Regions from separate parts of the Homo sapiens genome. Here regions 1 and 2 are each linked to region 3. Evidence: chromatin contacts called from ENCODE Hi-C or POLR2A ChIA-PET data. All regions are on one chromosome and are shown on one strand. The core of a region is the stretch at or near the end of the contact, and the rest is flanking DNA. Distances in the headings are between cores, read along the strand shown.

Region 1 (3,260 bases), core at 1-2,500, 2.7 Mb before region 3:
AGTATTATGTAATTAAGTAAATTGTCACTTCTGTTTCTATAAACACAATTAGGACGAGGTAAAAAAATGGGAAGAGAGGGGAGGAATTCATTTTGGAGAAAGAATCAACATAAAAGTAATATAATTACAACTCTCATTAGTAGTAATAATAATACTTGTGATGAGATGATAATGGTAAGGTAGTAATGATCATCATGATCATCACCATCATAATGATGCTGATATGCCCATGAATCCAAGTTGTTCGGCTTAGTTCCAAGTTTAAGCTGCATTATAGTTTAGTTTCTGCCATAAAAATTTCTTCAAAGCAGAGAGGGAGAGGATTTCATAGCATAGCTTCTGCTTTCTCACTAACAAATGATATATGTCAAACTTACAGTGACACAAGATTGCCAATTATATTATAACTTTATAAACTCTCATCCCATGTACAAGCAAGGTCAAAAATTAATTTTATCCGATTGAAACCAGAAGCTTTCTTTAGAAAGGCAGGTCTTTAGTTAAATACTAAAAAGGGCAAAGACTATAGCCAGTTCATTTTTTAGCTGCATATCTAGAGTTTTAAGTTACATATATATAATATACATTATAGGTAATATGGAGAGACTATAGATAGACAGATAGATAGATAGATAGATAGATAGATAGATAGATAGATAGACACCTATATATAGTATATGTATTTGTGGAATATCTTATTCATTCAGTACTGGATAGCACAGGTCTAGACCTCACAGGGGGTAATACCACAAGGGGAATAATGTGTGCAAAGTGCAGAGTAAGTGCATGTAAATAGCTTGCACTAGCAGAAAAAAGCACTGCAAGGAGCCAAAAGAAGAATATAAATCAATCGTGATCCTGGTAGAATAAAGTTGAGATGCTCTGGCATATTTGCAAGTAATGATACTAGTGAAAGAGCTAAACAGAAGGCAAAAATAGAGACCACAGGTTATAAGAAAAAGTTATGCACAGTCAAGAGTTGGAAAGCAACTTAACTTAAAAAAAATAAAAACCATCTACCCTGGCAGTGTATAAGGCATACTAGGCTTGCTGCTAATACGAAGTAGCCAGGGATATTTGTCTTTCTATCACTGGTGCCAGGCACAGGGTAAGTTCTCAATATATATTTGTTCACAATGGAGGAAGAGTGATCGGTTAGATAGCTATGTGGCCTACTTAAAAATACCACACTTTGCCAACGTCACATGTGGTTCAAGAAAATCTGTTTCTGAGTTGTTTTTGTGGGTGTGGTTCACAGACAATATTGGTGACACATCAGGAAAGATGGCAAGCAGAACGAGAACTAGTGCTACAAAAAGTGATCTCACTGTAACAGCATGGGTGGGCCTGGAAGTCAGTTCTCATGCAACCCCATTAGTTCTAGAAAGTTCTCATATGACTAAGAAAAAGCTGACAGGAATCAAACAGATTTCATCATTAAGCAAACAGAAAACATCAAGTAAGTAAGGGAAAATGTCGAATGAGGTTAGGAGGAAACAATTTTAGATACTTTTATAGCCTCCGGCCTCTTTCATTCCCTTTCTCAATCAGCTCTCCTCCTATCCCAACCCATGACCCTCTCCTACCCTTACCCCAGGAACACTAACAGAGCAGGGATGTTTCTGTATAATCCATTCAAGAAATTGCACAAGATCACCTAAGAAGAGGCTGCTATAGTCTGAATGTTTGTGTTCCTCCAAAATTCATGTGTTGAAACCTAACCCCCAAGGTGATGGTATTAGGAGGTGGAAGGTGATTGAGTCACCTCATGAATGGGATTAGTGCCCTTAGTACTGGAGAAAGCCTGTTTGCCCTGTTCACACCCTTCTGCCATGGGAGGATTTCTTGAGAAGGTGTGATTTTTGAAGCAGAGAGGGGACCCTCACCAGACATCTAATCTGCTGCTGCCTTGATGGTGGACTTTTCAGCCTCCAGAACTATGAAGAATAAATTTCTGTTGTTTATAAATTACCTAGTGTAAGGTATTTTGTTATAGCAGCAGGAACAGGAACCTCTGCTTCTAAGACAGAGGCAGAGCCAGGATTTGAAAAATTAGATGCCAGAGCTCCTGGTCATTATTATTGTACTAAACCAGATCATGCAGTAGTAACACTACTGGCAGAAAGCAAAATGCCTTCAAAGCCATTTTCTTAAAATTCTGTCATGAAGCAGCAATTATCCTTCAACTCATTTTTTTTTTTTTTTTTTTTTTTGAGACGGAGTCCCACTCTGTCACCCAGGCTGGAGAGCAGTGGCATGATCTTGGCTCACTGCAACCTCTGCCTCCTGGGTTCAAGCAATTCTTCTGCCTCAGCCTCCTGAATAGCTGGGACTACAGGCATATGCCACCACGCCCGGCTAATTTTTGTAGTAGAGAAGGGGTTTCAATGCATTGACCAGGCTGGTCTTAAACTCCGGACCTTGTGATCCGCCTGCCTCGGCCTCCCAAAGTGCTGGGATTACAGGCGTGAGCCACTGCGCTCAGCCTCAACTCAGTCTTTAACCAAAGGTTGCAACTTTCTTTACCAGCAAAAGCCACCTAAAAATTTTAAAATCACCCACCAGTAAAAAACAAGAAAACAACCAAGATTCTGAACTCTCCAACAATGAAGAATAGAGGAGGGAGAGGGCAGGGTGAACATGTTACTCCCACTAAGCCTCATTCATAAAATGGGAGTAATAATAACACATATCTTAGAAGATTGTGGTAGGATTAAATACATTAATTAAAGCACTCAGAATAATGCTTGACACATCATACGCATTTAATAAAAATTAACTATTATTTATCTTTTTCCTACCAGGTGCAGTGGTGCTTTTTTTCTTTTTTGCTAATTAGCCTAGAGTAAATTGCAATGTGTCTTCAGTTCCTGAAGCCTAAGGATGTGACGTCCAGCAATGTACTCATATTTTTAAAAATTCTATACAACTTATTTGGGTAATTCCATGTTGTGATAGTAATAATGTAATAATACTAACTCACCATAATTTGTTATTTTAACCAGACATTTTTAATTGCTCTAACCAAAGTGAATTAAAAGATTACTGATCATGCTGCAAAAGCAGAATGGTGAAATGATTAGGAGCCTAGACGCTCATGTTCTAACTCTAGGTTAGAATCCCACTCACTAGCAGAGTGATTTTGGGCAAATTATCTATCTTCTTTATGCCTCAGTTTCCTCATCTGTAAATTGGGATACTACGAGTATTTCTCTCAGAGATTTCTTATGAGGACTATATTAGTCTGTTCTCACACTGCT
Region 2 (3,164 bases), core at 213-2,712, 2.3 Mb before region 3:
GTAAGCAGAGAGGCTGGAATTCAAACCCAGATCTGTTCACCCCAGCACTGGGTCCACATGACTTCTGGCCCGTCAAGGCTCCTGGCCTGTGCCCTTGTGTGAGCTGCTGCTGGGCACGGGCCTGGAGACAGCCGGGGGAGCTTGGCAGTGGGTGCCATCACCGGGCTGTATATGGTGGACACGAGCTTCCTGTTGTTTTCCTGTCACCCTCGTCCCTTGGATGGCATGCCACTTATAGTTTGGCTGCTCATGTCCAGTCTGCTGCACTGGGAGTGCTGGGTCCCCCGTGCCTCATGTTAGGGTGTCCCTCCAAAGCAGGCACCTTCTCTACCCTGTGGATTGGCAGAGGCAGTTCTATTTCTAGGTAATGAATGGACCTTACGGAAGATTGGTCTCTTCCGCCCGAAGAGCTAGAAATAACTGTTCTCAAGCAAGGCCCATGCTTTCTCAGCACAGAGCTGGTTTTCCCAGGCACTCTGCAGTTAACCCCACTATTACTCTGGAATGCAGAGACCCCTTGGCCCTGTCGGATTTACTTTAGTAGCAGCCTCTGCTTCCAAATGCAGCTGCTTTCTGGAAGAGGGTGTGGTAGTGGAACAGAAATGGCTTAGGTCTTGGCACTAGATACAATTGGGTTCAAACTTCGGCTCCACCAGTTACAAGCTGTGTGACCTTGGGCTAGTCAGCTTTTTAGTTCCTATTTCTTTCCCTTAAAAAGTCTTAATTTGACAAGTAATACATATCAAATATACATTCTTTAATGTGAAAATACACATAAGCAAAAAGAAATATGAAAAATCACTGTTAAATTTTAGTATACCTCTTTTAAGATTAATTTTTCTACCTCCTTTTATTTACACATATATGCATATATACAGTAGAAAACATATAAATATATATGCAATAGAACATTTTTAAAATAATGGAATTATTCATACTGTTTTTTTTCCCCACCTAATGTATATTTAAAGGTATGGGGAAGTGTTAGCAATGTCGTGTCCCCTGAAGTAGCTACGTGGTATTCCATTGTATGGCTCTCCCAATATTTAACCTACCCCCAGGTGGTGGACAGTTGGATATAACCTCACTGTCCAGGGGGACCTTGGCTTCTCCATCTCTGCAATGGGATAACAGTGCCCATCCTGCAAGGCAGCTGTGTGTGCTCAGCATGCAGCTGGCCCTCATAAATGCTGGCTTCTTTCCTTGTCCTTTCTCTGTACTGGTTCCTTTCACGTAGGGTATCTACCACGATAAAATGAGTGTGCCCCAAATAAATGCATTGTCTCGTGTGTCTGCTCAGCACCTGAACAGGTTCCTGCCTCGGGTCTTGCTGACAAGTGCGCAGGGCCAGCAGCTTCCCGTTGGCCTCTCCCAGGAACCCTGAGCAGAGGCCTGAGCCCAAGCAGACGCTGCAAGGCTGCTCTTCTCCCTCCCAGTCTGGGCAGCATGGTTTCTGCTCTGAGAAGCCGCCGGGAGCAGTTGAGATGAGCTGGGTGCCTGGTTAGTGTCTGCACCACCTTTCGGGGCCTGACATGTGGCGTCTCGCCTGTAGGCTGCGGCCAGCATCTAAGCGGAGCACTTGGATCTAGCAGTTATTCACATCTGCGGCTCCGTGTGTCCCCCTCCTAGAACCTCCCCACAACCCCCAAATTAATTGGATTGTGTAAGGTTTTCGTCACAGTGGATGTCAAGTGCTGGCCGTGTTAGGCACAATATAATATAAGCCTTGTATCTATTTCTTGTCTGAACCTAACTAAATAAAAACATCATGTTTCCCTGCTCAGTTGAGATATGTAAACCAGATGTAATTCTGCCTGCTGTGCAACTGATCATGTTACCCAGAACTTTGGACAAAGCTAGCAGAATATGCGCAGCCTTCTGTGAGGGTTAATTTTGTCTATTAAATTGTCATTAGGGCTGACACAGGGTGATATTTATGTTTTGTTCTGTTTTTGCTTAAATGGGAGTGTAAAAATGATGATAATACTAATAGCTAGTATATGTTATGGGGCTTGTCATGCGTGGATGCATCGGGCGTTCTGATAGAAGCTGTATATGGATGTCTCATTCAGTCCCATGAGGCAGATGGATCAGTCCCCATTTTATACATGAGAAGCTGAGGCATTGAACTCAGGCAGTGACTCTGGAGCCTCTCCTTTTAATCCCTGCAGCAGTCTTTGTGATAGGGTCAAGTGGGTATTTATTGGAAAGGTCCCCTGCTCTGTCCCCCTTACCCAGTGCAGGGGTTAAGAAGGGCCTGTTTGTTAGGAAAAGTCTTCAGCACAACCGATCCTGCTTGCTTACTGAGCTGCTGACATTCTCAGTTTTGAGAACGAGGTAGGAGAGTTGCAGAATCAGAGGGCAGGAGCGCTGTGTTTCCAGGGTGCCCTGAAATGGCAGAGGATCCAGGGGCCAGACCAGAATGACGAGGAACTCGCCACAGGCCTGGCTCCTCGCGGGGAGGAAAACGGAAGATCAGATAACAAGACTAAGCACGTGAACTCCAGATGCATAACCTTGGATCAAAATTGGGGTGCCAGACCAGAGTGGGTGGACAGACACATGCAGCAAATATTTGCCACGTAAATGGATGGGTGAAATTATGGCTCATTAAGCTCTCACGGGAGGTGTGAGGTTGTATGTAGCATGTGGAGTTTGCATATGGCCTCTAATATCTGCCTGGGAGTTTTCAGTTTAAAAATGCCAGCAAAGAAGAACAAGCAGGTATATGTATGGGATACACCCACAGGGAGCTTTAACCAGCCTAAGAATGAGCCGTGGAAAATTGTGTCTTTCATGCCTGTGGCTTTATGCCTGGGTCAGTTCTCCTTATAGTTGGTAATTCATTCAACAAACATTTAATTAACTCATTTAAATATAATCCTAATAACATCATCAAGAAGGTAAATCTAATTCCATATGCATCTTTTCATTACCTAGCACTGCATATGCTTTTTTTAAATTACAAAACTTATCGAAATATTTCTCATCTATCTACTATTTGAGATTATTTACACAGACTCCTTCCTCTTCAAAGGGCACAGTGGAGCGTTTGTGTGTGTGTGTGTGTGTGTGTGTGTGTGTGTACATATGTAAACACACTGTGGACAGCCATACCTTTTCTTATAGGTAGGTATGCCTGTAACCTGTCAGGGTAACAGACA
Region 3 (3,309 bases), core at 341-2,840:
ATCCCAGCTACTCGGGAGGCTGAGACAGGAGAATCGCTTGAACCCGGGGGACGGAGGTGGTAGTGAGCCAAGATCGCACCACTGCACTCCAGCCTGGGCAACAAGAGTGAAACTCCGTCTCAAAAAAAAAAGTTTACATATAAGGCTCTCTTAGTATCCCTGGGAAGAGGGTTCATCCTGTCTATGAACGGGTTTAGGATGACACAAATTATCAAATTATCCGATTAGTGCACTTTCCTAACCCATATGTTTAATCAGTGGCACATCCTGGTTTTGAATTATTTAAACGCATTATTATTTAGCCATTCACATACTTACGTTTGTCACTTCCAGTTAAACTGTAGCCACCTACAGAGAGCGAAACAGAAGTCGGCTGATAAAATTTTGATAAAATTTCATTTGCCCGCAGCTGGTCATTTCATTGGGCGCTTTTGTGTTACAAAAGTGTGTGAATTGGCCGGGCGCGGTGGCTCACGCCTGTAAATCCCAGCACTTTGGGAGGCCGAGGCAGGTGGATCACTAAAGGTCACGAGTTCGAGACCAGTCTGGCCAACATGGTGAACCCTCCCCCCCCCCACACACACACACACACCCCGCGTCTCTAGTAAAATACAAAAATTAGCCAGGCATGGTGGTGCGCGCCTGTAATCCCAGCCACTCGAGAGGCTGAGGCGGGAGAATCACTTGAGCCTTGGAGGTGGAGGTTGTAGTGAGCCCAGATCGCAACACTGCACTCCAGCCTAGGGGACAGAGCGAGACTTCCTCTCAAAAAAAAAAGACTTATGAATTGTTTGAAGAGGCACGAGACCGTGGCAACCCTAACTGTCCCCGACATCTGGCAGCCATATGCTATCCTTGAACTTGAACTTCAGAGTGAAAGTATAAATTTGTAAGGGGAAGGCTCAGCCGCAAGTCACATACCAGTGGTCAGTTAAAAAAAAAAAACTCAGGACGGCAACCTAAATCATTTAGAACGCGTCAAGAGCCTCGGAAAAACTATTTTCACACACTTCTCTAGCACTAACATGGGAAGCGCGTTTCCTTCACATATTCCACACCTTTTATTCTTCCCACCAACATCAAGAATACAAAGCGCCCAGAGAGGACAATAAGCCTAAGCAGCGGCTCCAAGAGACCGGACTTTCGTACTTCCCGGGGGCAGGCGGAAGGTTACGGAGCGCTGGAAGGATCTTACTGCTCCTTGAAGGGCTGTCTGAGAAAATACACAGCCTAACGACTCCTCGTTAGTATAGTGGTTAGTATCCCCGCCTGTCACGCGGGAGACCGGGGTTCAATTCCCCGACGGGGAGGTGTGTAGCTGCACTTTTTTGGCGACAGTTATTATTTTCTGTATCATTCAATGACAGGACACTGCTGTTAAACATAATATGCTAAACCAGCTCCCTTAAGTGCACAACCCTGTCTTCAAAATGGTGACTTTTAACCTTAATGCCCACCATGAAGTGAAAGCCTCCCCTGAGAGAAAATGCCTTACATTGTTTGCAGGAAGGGAGGAAAGGGAAAAAGAAAACGCTCTGAAGGCCTCTGCCCTTGCCTCCAGCCGCCATCTTGCGAAGGCCTGCGCCGGCTTAGTGGCGCCCCGCCAGATTACAACTCGAGGTCGCGAACTCAGCGCGCGGAACCTGTTGGGGGAGGGGAGAGAGGGCGGAGTCTCGCGACTAACGGGGCGGGGGCAGGGCGGGTAAGAACGGAAATCATTTGGTAAAGAAAAGGAAGGGCCAATTTCCTTTGATCCTGGAGACCCGACTAAACGGGAAGCCCCGTTCTCCCGCTTCCGCTGGTTACGTCCCAGCCTTGGTTAGAGGACTAGCAGTCAGGAAAGTTTGGACGCTGAAGGAATCGGTCTCCTGGTCCGACAGATACTGGGTGGAGGGGCAGAGAGTAAATGGAAGAGAAAGACTGGTACCCCTGGAAGAAACGCCATTTACTGGTGTCCTAAGAAACTGCGCGAGCCACAGCCCAGCAGGACCTCGTGGCGCAACGGTAGCGCGTCTGACTCCAGATCAGAAGGCTGCGTGTTCGAATCACGTCGGGGTCAAACTTTTTTTTTTTCCTCCTGTATTTTAAACTACCGACTACTAGAAGCCGAGGTGTATTCCTGCCGCCAATTTTCTTGAATGTTAGAATTAAGTTTTCCTCTTTCAGGTATTATGATACTAATCCTTGGTTTGCAGGAAGATATGATTTACTCTATATCGAAGAGCCTCAAGGCTGATGTTTTTATCATTTGGCCTTTTAAAGTGAGTTTTTTTGTCACTTAACATGCATAATGTGTAAAGAGGTGGACTATTACTGCTGTGCATTAGTGGGTGTATCAGTCCACTAGTCTATCACAGGAAGTGTACAATATACTGTACAAGCTGTTTTTTCCAAACAGTTTTAGGCTGTTTGCCTTTTGAAAGAGAGTACAATAGTGTACAATTTCTAATTTTGAATATTATGCTAATCAAGTGTCTTAGCCCTTACCATGTGCCAACACTGTGAACAACCTCACAATGTGTGACTATTATCCCACTTTTACAAATGTGGCTGTGGCTCACAGGGTTAGTGACCTGCCAAGGGTCACCCAAGATTCTGAACCAGGTGAGGGACTCTGGATCCCTCTTTATAAATACTTTATAATAAAGGTGGAAACAAACAGTTGAAAGAATGTGTGACTGCCAGGCTCAGTGGCTTACACCTGTAATCCTAGCACTTTGGAAGGCCAAAGTGGGTGGATCACGAGGTCAGGAGTTCAAGACCAGCCTGACCAACATGGTGAAACCCCATTTCTACTGAAAATACAAAAATTAGCTGGGCATGGTGGGGTGCACCTGTAATCCCAGCTACTCCGGAGGCTGAGGCAGAAGAATTGATTGAACCCGGGAGGCGGAGGTTGCAGTGAGCCTGGGTGACCAAGCAAGACTCCTTCTGGAGGTGGGTGGCGGGGAGGAATGTGGGAAAAGCTGTTGGACTGGGCGCCTTTTATGTTTTCACCGATTATGCGAGTGATGACTAGTCACCACTTTTGACTATTAATCTCTTTAATAGCAGGAAGCAAAGCTTGCTCGTTCACATTTGCAAGCTCCAGGACTCTTAGTACTAAATAGTGCCCTACACGTAAGTGTCAAATATTTGTTGAACAGAAAATGAATAGCAAGACTATGAGAAATTAATAGTTTTAGATTTTGATGATATGTTTTGTAAAATTCCTGAGGTTTTCTGCTTAGTATTTTGAAAATACCAAACACTAATTTCTTTTGATTCAACCTAATGTAGCAGTATACCTGGAAATTATATTTGCACATG

What was found. Hi-C counts contacts between places; a loop is a spot of excess contacts on that map. ChIA-PET counts read pairs that join two places held with the same protein, here RNA polymerase II (POLR2A). Pooled maps may share reads with other maps.
Region 1: POLR2A ChIA-PET joins it to region 3 with 11 read pairs in A673. The contact joins the enhancer-like site here to the promoter of LINC02453 in region 3. POLR2A ChIA-PET finds 5 or more read pairs at or near these places in 2 of 52 experiments (A673 and Caco-2).
Region 2: a pooled map shows a loop between it and region 3 (2.2-fold over the local background). The contact joins the enhancer-like site here to the promoter of LINC02453 in region 3. A Hi-C loop is called at or near these places in 3 of 50 pooled maps.

Annotation. Positions count from the first base shown.
Region 1 is chr12:95,804,766-95,808,025 of GRCh38, forward strand. All of the region lies in intron 2 of SNRPF-DT (SNRPF divergent transcript), which reads right to left. All of the region lies in intron 1 of LINC02410 (long intergenic non-protein coding RNA 2410), which reads left to right. Among named protein-coding and RNA genes, the nearest start is that of LINC02410, 3.3 kb to the left of the region's middle. Within about 2 kb of position 1,251, at least 5 of the 41 ENCODE cell types and tissues checked have a DNase peak (open chromatin) inside an H3K27ac peak, as active enhancers do.
Region 2 is chr12:96,238,374-96,241,537 of GRCh38, forward strand. The region is part of intron 2 of ELK3 (ETS transcription factor ELK3); the gene reads left to right. Among named protein-coding and RNA genes, the nearest start is that of ELK3, 46 kb to the left of the region's middle. RefSeq lists an enhancer at 1-159. Within about 2 kb of position 1,463, at least 8 of the 41 ENCODE cell types and tissues checked have a DNase peak (open chromatin) inside an H3K27ac peak, as active enhancers do.
Region 3 is chr12:98,502,265-98,505,573 of GRCh38, forward strand. It overlaps LINC02453 (long intergenic non-protein coding RNA 2453), which reads right to left and starts at 1,591. Exons shown (of 4, transcript NR_038383.1): 1 at 1,496-1,591; 2 at 319-348. TRD-GTC1-1 (tRNA-Asp (anticodon GTC) 1-1) reads left to right here and starts at 1,239; the gene lies at 1,239-1,310. It overlaps TRW-CCA4-1 (tRNA-Trp (anticodon CCA) 4-1), which reads left to right and starts at 1,988; the gene lies at 1,988-2,059. RefSeq lists enhancers at 1,329-1,638, 1,649-1,948.